Regions from separate parts of the Mus musculus genome. Here region 1 is linked to region 2. Evidence: chromatin loops called from intact Hi-C (ENCODE). Cell type or tissue: heart. All regions are shown on one strand. Each heading gives the region's core, and the rest is flanking DNA. Links, peaks and the distances in the headings are about the cores only. Region 1 overlaps Phykpl (5-phosphohydroxy-L-lysine phospholyase). Region 2 holds the start of Ppp2ca (protein phosphatase 2 (formerly 2A), catalytic subunit, alpha isoform).

What was found. Peaks named below come from ENCODE experiments on the same cell type or tissue, not always from the same donor. Only the 100,000 strongest peaks of a DNase experiment are listed, where the experiment ranks them.
Region 1: it touches region 2 in a loop (3-fold over the local background); 1 of 42 quality-filtered maps calls a loop at or near these places.

What each region holds. Positions count from the first base shown.
Region 1 is chr11:51,588,797-51,594,168 of GRCm38, forward strand. Phykpl (5-phosphohydroxy-L-lysine phospholyase) reads left to right here. Exons shown (of 13, transcript NM_028398.3): 4 at 2,603-2,677; 5 at 3,210-3,297; 6 at 3,373-3,489; 7 at 4,808-4,890; 8 at 5,120-5,345. Among named protein-coding and RNA genes, the nearest start is that of Phykpl, 6.7 kb to the left of the region's middle. In heart, for the core only: no CTCF peak of the experiment used is centred there; a DNase peak (open chromatin) is centred at 2,623.
Region 2 is chr11:52,096,185-52,101,556 of GRCm38, forward strand. It overlaps Ppp2ca (protein phosphatase 2 (formerly 2A), catalytic subunit, alpha isoform), which reads left to right and starts at 2,640. Exons shown (of 7, transcript NM_019411.4): 1 at 2,640-2,966. The coding sequence starts at 2,865. In heart, for the core only: no CTCF peak of the experiment used is centred there; DNase peaks (open chromatin) are centred at 1,557, 2,487 and 3,077; H3K4me3 peaks cover 3,478 bases; H3K27ac peaks cover 2,447 bases.

The DNA of each region.
Region 1 (5,372 bases), core at 186-5,185, 510 kb before region 2:
CCACCATGCTGTTGCTGGGACTTGAACTTAGGACCTTCAGAAGAGCAGTCAGTGTTCTTACCCGCTATGCCATCTCTCCAACCCCATAAAATACATTTTTTAATTGAAATAAAGAGGTGGGGAGGCTGCAAAGACGGCTCAGTGTTTAAGAACACTTGGGTGTTCTTGCAGAAGACCCAAATTCAGTTGCCAGCACACCCATTATCAGATGGCTCACAAGAATCTCCTGTAACTCTACCTCAGTGCCCTCTTCTGGCCTCCTTTGGCACTGCACAAAACACACACACACACACATACTTCACATAAAAATAAAAGATTTTTTTAAACCCCAGATGCAGAATCTGATGCCCTCTTCTGGTGTGTCTGAAATCAGCAACAGTGTGTTCATATAAATAAAAATAAATCTTTGCTGGGCAGTGGTGGCACACGCCTTTAATCCCAGGACTTGGGAGGCAGAGGCAGGCGATTTCTGAGTTTGAGGCCAGCTTGGTCTACAGAGTGAGTCCCAGGACAGCCAGGGCTACACAGAGAAACCCTGTCTCAAAACACAAATGGGGCAGGAGAGGTGGCTCGGCAGTTAAGAGCACTGACTGCTCTTCCAGAGGTCCTGAATTCAATTCTCAGCAACCACATTGTGGCTCACAACCACCGGTAATGATATCTGACGCCCTCTTCTGGTGTGTCTGAAGACAGTGACAGTGTACTCATATACATTAATAAATCTTTAAAAACAAAACAAAACAGATGCTTACAGTGTGTTCCGCTTAAGGTTCTAAGTAAAACTCTGGCATCTGACAGTCATTTCCAACTTCACATACTCAAAAACAACCAAGAATTGCTTTCTCCTGAACATGTTGGCACACACCTTTAATCCCAGCACTTTGGAGGCAGAGGCAGGCAGATCTCTTGAGAGTTCAAAGCCAGCCTGCTCTATATAGTGAGTTCTAGACCTGGCAGGGAAACAGTGAAACCATATCCAAAAAAAATTAAAATAAAATAAAATAAATGTTAAAATAAAGAACTGCCTTCTAACAATGCTTATGTGAGCTCTCAGTACTGGTTTACCCTGGTGCCCTACTCTCCCGCACACACATACACACACCATCCACGTCCACTCTCTCTTCCTAATCTGCCCCAGGATCTCTCTCTCTCTCAGCTCATCCCCATGACTCTCATCCAGGCAGCCTCCCGGGCCTTCTTACTCCCACCTCATTTCCTTTAGAAACAGCCTCCTAAAATGAGGGCAAAGTCACATACTTTCTGTGCTTCATCTTTTTTTTTTTTTTTTTTTTGGCTTTGCATGCTGCTGACAAGGAGATAATCCAGGCCCTTCTCAGCCCCTGGAGCATGGCCCTACATGTCTCACCACTTTCTGCCCCAGCTTCCTTGCCCTGGCTTCCTTTCCTCAGCTGCCCAAGCAGACCAAACAGAACAAGACCTGTGTGGTCTGCTCCAGAGTTCTAGAATCTTCCTTGGGACTGGGACTTTGCAGAGCTATCACTGGCCCCACTGTAATGATGGCTAGGGTAGCCATAACAAAAAGATGCAGACTTGGGGCTTAAGGAATAGAAATGTATTTTCTCTGGTGGTGTGTGCCTTTAATCCCAGCACTTGAAAGGTAGAGGCAGTGGGGCTGGAGACATGGCTCAGCGGTTCAGAGCACTGACTGCTCTTCCAGAGGTCCTGAGTTCAATTCTCAGCAACCACATGGTGGCTCACAACCATCTGTAATGGGATCCTATGCACTCTTCTGGTGAGTCTGAAGATAGCTACAGTGTTCTCATATAAATAAAAACTAAATAATTCTAGAAAGAAAGAGAGGTGGGGGGGGGAGAGAAGGGAGGGGGGGCAGAGGATCTCTGTTCGAGGCCAGCCTAGCCACACAGTGAGTTCCAGAACAGCTCAGGGCTATGTAGAAAGATTCTATCTCAAAAAGAAAAGAAAAATAAATATATTTTCCCAAATGCCCGGTATCTCTGGGAATCCAGGCCATTTCTCATACATACATCAATCACACTGGGTTGAGACTTGCCCCCGGGTGCTTTCTTTACACTAACCTGCTTAAAGGCCTTCTCTCCCAGCAAAGCCTCATACAGTGCATTCTGAGGTACTGTGAGTTATGGCTTCAACAGAGCAGTTTTAGAACACAGCTTACCCCATCACACAGTTACTTCCATGGAGCCTCATTTGGGTCTCCTTCAGACCCTATGCCCAGTGTTGGCACTTAAAGAAATGAGCACTCTGTTTTCACTGTTTGGCTTTCAAGATGGCTATACATCAGGCTCTGGCTCTGGTGGTGGTGCACACCTTTAATAACAGCACTTGGGAGGCAGAGGCAGGTGGATCTCTTGAGTTCGAGGCCAGCCTGGTCTACAGAGTGAGTTCCAGGACAGCCAAGGCTACACAGAGAAACCCTGTCTTGAAAACAAAATGTAGATGCATCCAAATGCAAGTTTCTAGAGGGCACTGTCTGCTTCACCCTGCTCCTGATGCACAGAAGCATCTGGATGTTTGCCAAGGGAACGCTCTCGATCCTGGAAGAGTTCCTCCTCCATGGGAAGCACTTGGGTCGTCTGAGCCACGCCCATATTTTCTTTCTCAGGTCAGAAGCCAACGACCTGGCCTTGAGACTAGCTCGACAGTACACGGGACACCAGGATGTGGTGGTATTAGACCAGTAAGTACAACTCACTGCCCTGTTTCTCCAGAACCTGGGCTCCACAGGCCTGTTAGGGGTCAGTGAGTCTCTAACATTGGGCCCATGAGAAGAGAAGGATGCAGGGACATTAGAAGCCAGTGAGGTATGAGAACCTGACTCCAATGACACTTCCCTGGAGGCCTTGTCTACAGTCCACCCTTCTAAGAGAATGAAAAATCAGCCTGCAGCACTTGGAGATTCAGCTGACTGAGCCAGAGACCAAAAGGCATTAGAAATGAGTTAAGATTTAAGATGTCCTATAACCCTATGCCCCTACTTTACAGAGAAGAAAACTGAACCTAGAGTGGTCAGATGACTAGAACTGTGTGACATGCCAGTAAGTGGCCTTCAGGAAGCCACCCCAAGCCTGCTCAAGGGCTCAGTACCTTAGTCAAAAAGATTGGCTTTCCATGTGTTTTGTATTAAAAAACGGTAGATAATGGTTAGAGCTGTGCCAGGAGTAAATGCCACCATTTACCCAGGCCTATGTCCTTTTCCTCCTTCTCTCTAGTGCTTATCATGGTCACCTGAGCTCCCTGATCGACATCAGTCCCTACAAGTTCCGGAATCTGGGTGGCCAGAAGGAATGGGTCCATGTGGTATGCATACCCACCATCAGCAACAGGTCAGTCTCCATCCCCAAGCCCGGATGACATGGAAGTCTCTCCCTACAGGCTCCTCTCCCAGACACCTACCGGGGCCCTTACAGGGAGGACCACCCCAACCCAGCAGAGGCCTATGCCAACGAGGTGAAGCACGTCATCAGCAGTGCACAGCAGAAGGGCAGGAAGGTAACCACATCTTGGCCTGAGCAACTTAGTGAGACCCTATACAAAATAACTTAAGTTTTTTAATTATTTCAGTGTTTTGTGTATATGGGTGTTTTGCCAACATGTATGTCTGTGCACCATGGAGGCTAGAAGAGAATGTTGGATCCCCAGGGACTATAGTTATAAATGGTTGTGAGCTATCATATGGGTGCTGGATATTGAATTCAGGTCCTTTGAAAGAGCAGGCATGCTACCACTGAGCCATCTCTCCAGCCCCAAAATTTTTTAAACAGTCAAAAGAAAGACTGAAAGCCTGGTATGAGTAGCACACATCTTAAATCCCAGCTCTCAGGAGGCAGAAGCAGATAGACAAGATGAGGAGACCTGAGGACTGGCTGTTTTCTCACTCTTGGCTGATGTATTTTACTGGGGCAACCTAGAGACAGGGACCATGGGGCTGCCTTTGCAGGGTAGTCTAAGGGGAATCTGTGGAGAGACAGATAGTAATGTATACCCTGGGAGACCAAGGCCTCTGCCTCCCCACAGTACTAGCAACTGGGTTTTCTAAGACTGAAGCAGTTACCAGAAAACAGTGTTTGGGAAAGGAGAAGCCAGCAGAACCAGCTGAGGTTCTGCTGTCCTCCACAGACAGTTCTAAAGAACCAATTTCCCAAGATGACCATAGTGGAGCATGCCTTTAATCCAGCACTTGGGAGACAGACATAAGAAGATCTCTGAGTTCAAGGCCAGCCTGGTCTACAGAGTGAGTTCAATATAGCCAGGGCTATACAAAGAAACCCTGTCTCGAAAAACCAAAAGATAAGTAAATATAAAAGAAGCAATTTCCCATTCCATCAGCTGTCCAATGTGCCAGAGAAGCCTCCAAAAAAGCCCCAAGAGTAAACACTATGCGGAAATCACACATGGGTAAAGGGTTTTAGGTTAGACAGATATGCCCTCCATGTCTGGATTGAAGCATCCTGAGAGCAATATGAAAAACAGAAAAAGGCATCCCATAAGACAGCATCTTCAGTAGCCAGGGACAAGAAGTGGACTCAGATGTGACAGCCATGAGACAATGGGGGTCACCAAGACATGTTAAAGGAAGGTGTAGTTAAGGATAGAACTACATTTTTGTTCTAGGGAGGGTGAAACTAGTGCTGGTTACCACATGGAGACAGGGGAGAAAAGGTTTAAGGTGGTGGTGGGTTGCATATGTGAATTTAATTGACTGGAGCAAGCCCAAGTACAAGGGGCTAGAGACATTAAGAGGGTGATGCATACCCTTAGATGTGACACAGCACGCAAAGGAAGGGGCACTGAACTGTCTCATCCACAGATCGCAGCCTTCTTCGCTGAGTCTCTGCCCAGTGTGAGTGGACAGATCATTCCTCCTGCTGGCTACTTCTCCCAGGTGGCTGAGTGAGTAGACGGGCAGGCTCTGCCCAAGGGAGGGCAAACTGTACCTGGGTTTCCTGGGGTCAATTCCAAATCCCAACTACAGTCCAGCCTGCCTGCCAGAAATTTCTGAAACAAAACCCGTAAAGAAATAATGGCCCAGAGAAGGCCAACCATAGGCCCAAGGTGAGGACTCAACCTCCCAGCTCCTTGTCACCTCAGCACAGCCCTGTTGGCCATCTGTCCTCCACAGGCACATCCACAGAGCCGGAGGGCTCTTTGTGGCAGATGAGATCCAGGTTGGTTTTGGCCGCATAGGCAAGCACTTTTGGGCCTTCCAGCTGGAGGGAGAAGACTTTGTTCCCGACATTGTCACCATGGGCAAGTCCATCGGCAATGGTCACCCTGTTGCCTGCATGGCCACTACCCAAGCTGTGTCAAGGGCATTTGAAGCTACCGGTGTAGAATACTTCAACACGGTGAGTAAAGTTGCAGGACAGGGCTCT
Region 2 (5,372 bases), core at 210-5,209:
ACTCCTTCTCCATGTTTAATGTCAATTTAATATCTTGGCTAAGAGTGCCTATTATAAAGCTATTTGCTCCAGGTTACCCTCCTCCTACCCCGCCCCATCGTCAGATGGTTTTTATTTATAGCTATGTTTAAACATCCTGGGCAACACAGACTCACTGTACCCAGATTCGTCATCTAAGCAATGGTACTCAAAGTTGTCTTAAGGATCCTTTCGGGTTTGTCCAGAAGTTAAAAGGATAATTCTTTTTCTCTTTAAGTTATCTTTTGGCTTTCAAGACAGGGTTTTAAACCTAACTCCTTTTGTCTTAGACTCATTCTGTGGTCCAGGCTGCTCTTGAGATGGAAGCAATTCTCCTGCCTCACCTTAGTGCTGCCATTACCAACATGAGATATCACTCCCAGCCATTTAAAAATTTTTGTTCTCAGTATTCATCAGCTGTCAAATTGAGTAAGCTGGGTCAAATTAGTTAAGGCCCAACTTTCAGATCCTTTTATTATATTGGAAGTTCTACAGAGTATGAGAGCATTCTTGGTTTCCAGTAAGGGTAAAGACACTCTGATTAGCATAGTTCTGTATTGTTTATGATCGGGTATGCCTTACTCCACTGCCTGAATGCTAATGAGAGCTTCCTAGAAGTCATTCCTTAAGAAGTTAAGTTGCAGCATCTAATTATTTGGCAGGATGTTTAAGTACATGTAATTCTATCTTTCCTCCATTTTGTGAGGGTGGTGAGCCAAGTAACCTGCATCAGGAGAAAATAAATAACACATTAACGCTACCAGCAAGGAGTGCCTAGCTAGAGTACTTTAGAAGAACCTTCATTATATAACCTTGGCATATATAGTGGGCGTTTAGTACTTTTCAATCTGCCAGACTAGCATCATCATTGTCTTTGCAGGTGAAAAAAGGCAGTCAAAGGGATGAGTATTGGTCCTTTCTGTGGTTTAGTAGCTGTATGACTCTGGCTGAGACCTTGGCAGTATGAAGTTCTCAGTCTTGACCACTATCTTGAAGAAGCCCCTCCCCTTTTGTGTGTGCCCGCCTACTTCCTGCCCTTCAAGACAGGACCAGTTCTTGCTGAGTACAGGGCAATGGAGAAGAATAAGACAAGACAGCACAGTGAACATGGCTTTATAACTATGGGCACCAAACAGTCTTTATTTAGTCATCTCACGTAGCCTTAACTCTTACTCCTGTTTGTTTTGGGGGGCTATTCACTGCAAACCAGAGTCAGAATTTGAGCTGAAAGGACTGGCAGAACAAGTATGTATGGAGGCGTCTAGAAGAGTAGATCTCAGGTACTTTCTTCGGGAACTCTAGTGGGAGGTACCCACTAGAGAAAGCAGAATTGGTCAAGCCAGTTCCCCTGGCCAAGCAGGTTGTCCTTGATAAAGGAGGATTTTCATCCCTGCCATTTGTGGATGGGGCCACTGAGGTCCTCTTGTAGCTTGTGGGTCAGGGTGTCTTCTGATGCTCTGAGCTGTGTCTTCTCCGGTGTGTGACAGGCTTGACTGTTCCCCACAGTATAGCTAGGTCAGCTCTTGCCTTGACCTTCATGGATAACCATCCTTTGGCTTCTCTCCCAGACTCTGGAGGGGAGCAGTGTATGACTTCCATCCATTCCATTCATTTCCAGCCAGGAACATTCAAGCTCCACCAGGGCAGTAGCCCCTTTCTGTCTGCATGACCCCTTTGTCCCCTAAGCATGGGATCTGGTCAACAGTTGATGCTCTGTAGAGCCAAGTATCTCTGTGAATGCAGACAGTGCAATGTGAACACGTTTCACAAGCCTCAGAAGAGATTTATAACCAGGTCGAAGGCTGATCCTTAAGAATATCAGCTTCCTTTACAGAACACACGGTAGCTGCTTCTACCAGTACCAGAACACAGCCCTGGCTTGTTCCTCTAGAATGTAGGACAAGATTATTTCCAGTGGGCACAGGTCTCGGAGAAAAGTGCACACCAGAGGTGTTGAAGGCCACAGGAGAGGAAGCAAGGCTTAGGAAGAGGCCAGGATCGAAGGCCCACTTCGGCCCCGCCTTCGTGCAGGGACAGGTGTGTGCTGGGGGTGTAAGGTGCGCGGGCGACACATCCCAGCAGGTACACCTTCCTTCGCCCACGAATGACCTAATTATAGGAGCCTGCAACGGCCAGAGGTGGGGAAGGTCACTCCAGGCAACCTGCCACTAGGCTTGTCCCCAAAGGTGTGTGACTCCCTTGTGGTTCCCAGGGCTGCTGGACTAAGCGCCTTAGGGTTGCCTTTAGTCATCAGGCTGGCAGAGCCCAGACCACATCTGAGAGGTATCACCCAGAGGCCTTCCAGAAACACCAGGTCACAAGGAATAAAAACCTCGCCTACACGGACTGCTCATGCGCCGAGACCGCGCAGGCGCCCTGCGGAGCCTGGGACGCCAGGATTAACCAGCACTGCGCTTGCTCGGACTCGCTTCTTCCCTTCCCCCGCCGCCCTCCCAGCGGGAGGACCACGCCCCAAGAGCGAAGCCACTTCCTTCGGCAGCCAACTCCGCTGCGCTTGCGCCCCGGCTCCACGGTGCGCAGCTCTGGGTCCCGGCCCCACTCCGTCGCCCTCCCCGCGGCTCCCTGACGCTGGCGTGACGTCACCACGCCGGGCGGCCGCCATTACAGAAAGCCGAGTCCCGAGCTAGGGCGAGCGGAGGAGGAGGCACAGCGGCCGGCGGCCGAGCACTGCGGAGCGAGCCAGCGGGCCGGCGCCAGCGCCCAGCAGCCGCCTGGGGCCGCAGAAAGCACCCCGGGAGAGCGGCGGCGGCGTGTGCGTGTGGCCCGGGTGCGGGCGGCGGCGCGGGAGCAGCGCGGAGCGGCAGCCGGTTCGGGCGGGCGGCATCATGGACGAGAAGTTGTTCACCAAGGAGCTGGACCAGTGGATCGAGCAGCTGAACGAGTGCAAGCAGCTCTCCGAGTCCCAGGTCAAGAGCCTCTGCGAGAAGGTGAGCTGCTCTCGGCCGCGGGTGCGGCCTCTGCCCGGGCCCGCCTATCAGGAGGCCGCGGGGACGGTGCAACATGGCGGCACGGAGGCCAGACCCCCGAACCTAGCAGCCCGGCGCCCGGCGCTGCCTGCGGCGACTCGCGAGGGACCCGGCGCCCCCCGCCTCCCGCGCGCTGATTGGATGGCGCCGCCACCGCGGCCTAAAATGGCGCCGCGCGCCGGACTCCGGGCTTCGGAGCCTCCGGGCCGAACCCGGCCCGACCCTGGGAAGTGGGGCGGCCGGGACCCTCGGTGGCCCGGCGAGGGACTGGCTGGGCTTTGCGCCCGGGAACGGGTTCCGGACTCATGGAGTCAAAGCATTGCGCTTGCACTCGGGCTTGCTTCGTGGAGCGGGCGCTGCCCACAGGGTCCCCCACAGCAGGGCTTGTAGGCCAGACCCCAGCGCCTATGGAAAGGTCACCTCGCTTTCCTGTCGGTCTCCACGCCTCGGCTTCCCCGGAGCCCTGTTTAAAGTGTGTGTTTAACGATTATGAAGGGAGTCGCTAACCCAGTTCCTACGAAGGTCATAGTGGTAGTTTGAAGGGAGGAATATAAAGTTTTCTTAGTTGGACAAATGGAGGATTTGGTGAGTCATACTACAACGAAGAGCTTTGGGATTGGAAATACAGTGTCACATTAATTTATGATGTATATGCTGACTCAAATTGGGTAGTGTGAAACCCTTCTGTGTGTAACGTACTTGGCGTGGAGCCATTTATTTTTGAATGAGCAACATAAACGGGAAGAGAGTCAAATTTTTTATCCTCTCTGGTTGCAAAAGTTTCTTGGATTGTATTTTTGTGGCTACAATCAGCAGTAGAAATCCCCGTGTTGACCGATTTCTCTATTTCAGACATGGAACTGAGTCCACTCCTTGAAGTGATAACTCGGTATCTCAGGTTATCTCATTCCATTGGTTTTCTCCAAGAATTGGGGAAGCAAGTTGTTCATGTTGTATTCTTGAAGTCTTAATTAATGCAATTTTCTATTAGAAAAATGTGTCTCCACTTCATTTTAGCTTTTCTTTTCAGGGTTAATTTAACATTTAATTTTAGTGCAGAATTATGGATTATGTTAGTAATTTGTGTTAGCAGGAAGAACTTTTGGAGCACAGAAGATGCTCATTCTTTTGTGGCTTGGTGTAGAAAGGAGATTCTTGAGGTTGAATATTTTCTGATGACACAATTTTTCAGAAAATGCTGAAAACCATTTTGGTTAAGTCAAATGTAGATTTATCCCTTCCCTCCTTCCTTCCATCCCAAGTATCCCTGGCTGCCCTGGTACTGGTTATGTAGAGCCAGGGTAACTTTGAACTTGTGACATTCCTTGTGTCTCTGCTTCCTCAGGTGCTGGGATGACGTGTGTGTATGTGTGTCTGTCTGTGTGTTATAACACGCCCCACTTGAATCTCTAGTGTTTTGATCTTTGTTTCTCTCACATCAAACAAGGTTGGTATTTTTAAGGTTTAGAAGTAAGCCTTTTAAATATTACTTAGTAAATCTTGCCAGGTCTCAGTCTCTAATTGCTGACTCGGAGTGAAGGGCTTTATGTGGACATTGGATGACTAGTCATTTGTGTGACCACTCATTGGACTGTTCGGTAGACCTGGACACAATTACTTTTCATTTCCCAACTGAGTGATTGTAACTGGCTTTTTCAGGTAAACGGTTTATTTGGTCCTTGTTTCTGTACTTAAAAATAGTTAACACATGCTCCAAGATTACATGCTCTTAAGAAGGCAACCAGAACACAATGAAGAATATGTTATGCATATTTTCAAGGAACTTTTAATCTAGTTGGAAAGACTAGGGTGGCATTGTTAACTTGACCCTCGAGAGCAGTGGTTCTCAGCCTTCCTAATGCTGTGACCCTTTAATACAGTTCCTCATGTTGTGGTGATCCCAGTCATAAAACTATTTTGTTGCTACCTCATAACTGTAATTTTGCTGCTGTTTTGAATTGTAAATATCTAGTAGTGTGCAGGATACCTGATATGTGACCCCTGTGAAAGGGTCGTTCTGGTCCCCCAAAAGAACTGCTGCTGTAGAGTTACCTGGATAGGAAGTCTCAGAAATTGTCTACCTAGCAGATCAGGTTGGCTTGTGAGTATGTTTAGGAGCATCTTCCTTATGTTGAGATGGGAAGACACACCCACTGTGGATGGCACCATTCCCTAGATTGGGAGGGAGGGGTTCTCAATTGTGTAAGGGTGGGGGGAGCTCCCTATGCAAAGGTCCCCAAATGACCTGAGTTTGGCCCCTTCCTTATAGGACTACATGGTAGAAAGAACATACTCCTTCAAGCTGTCCTCTGAGGTACACACACAAGTAAATGTTACAGTGTGAACATGCATTCATTGCTGAGTTTC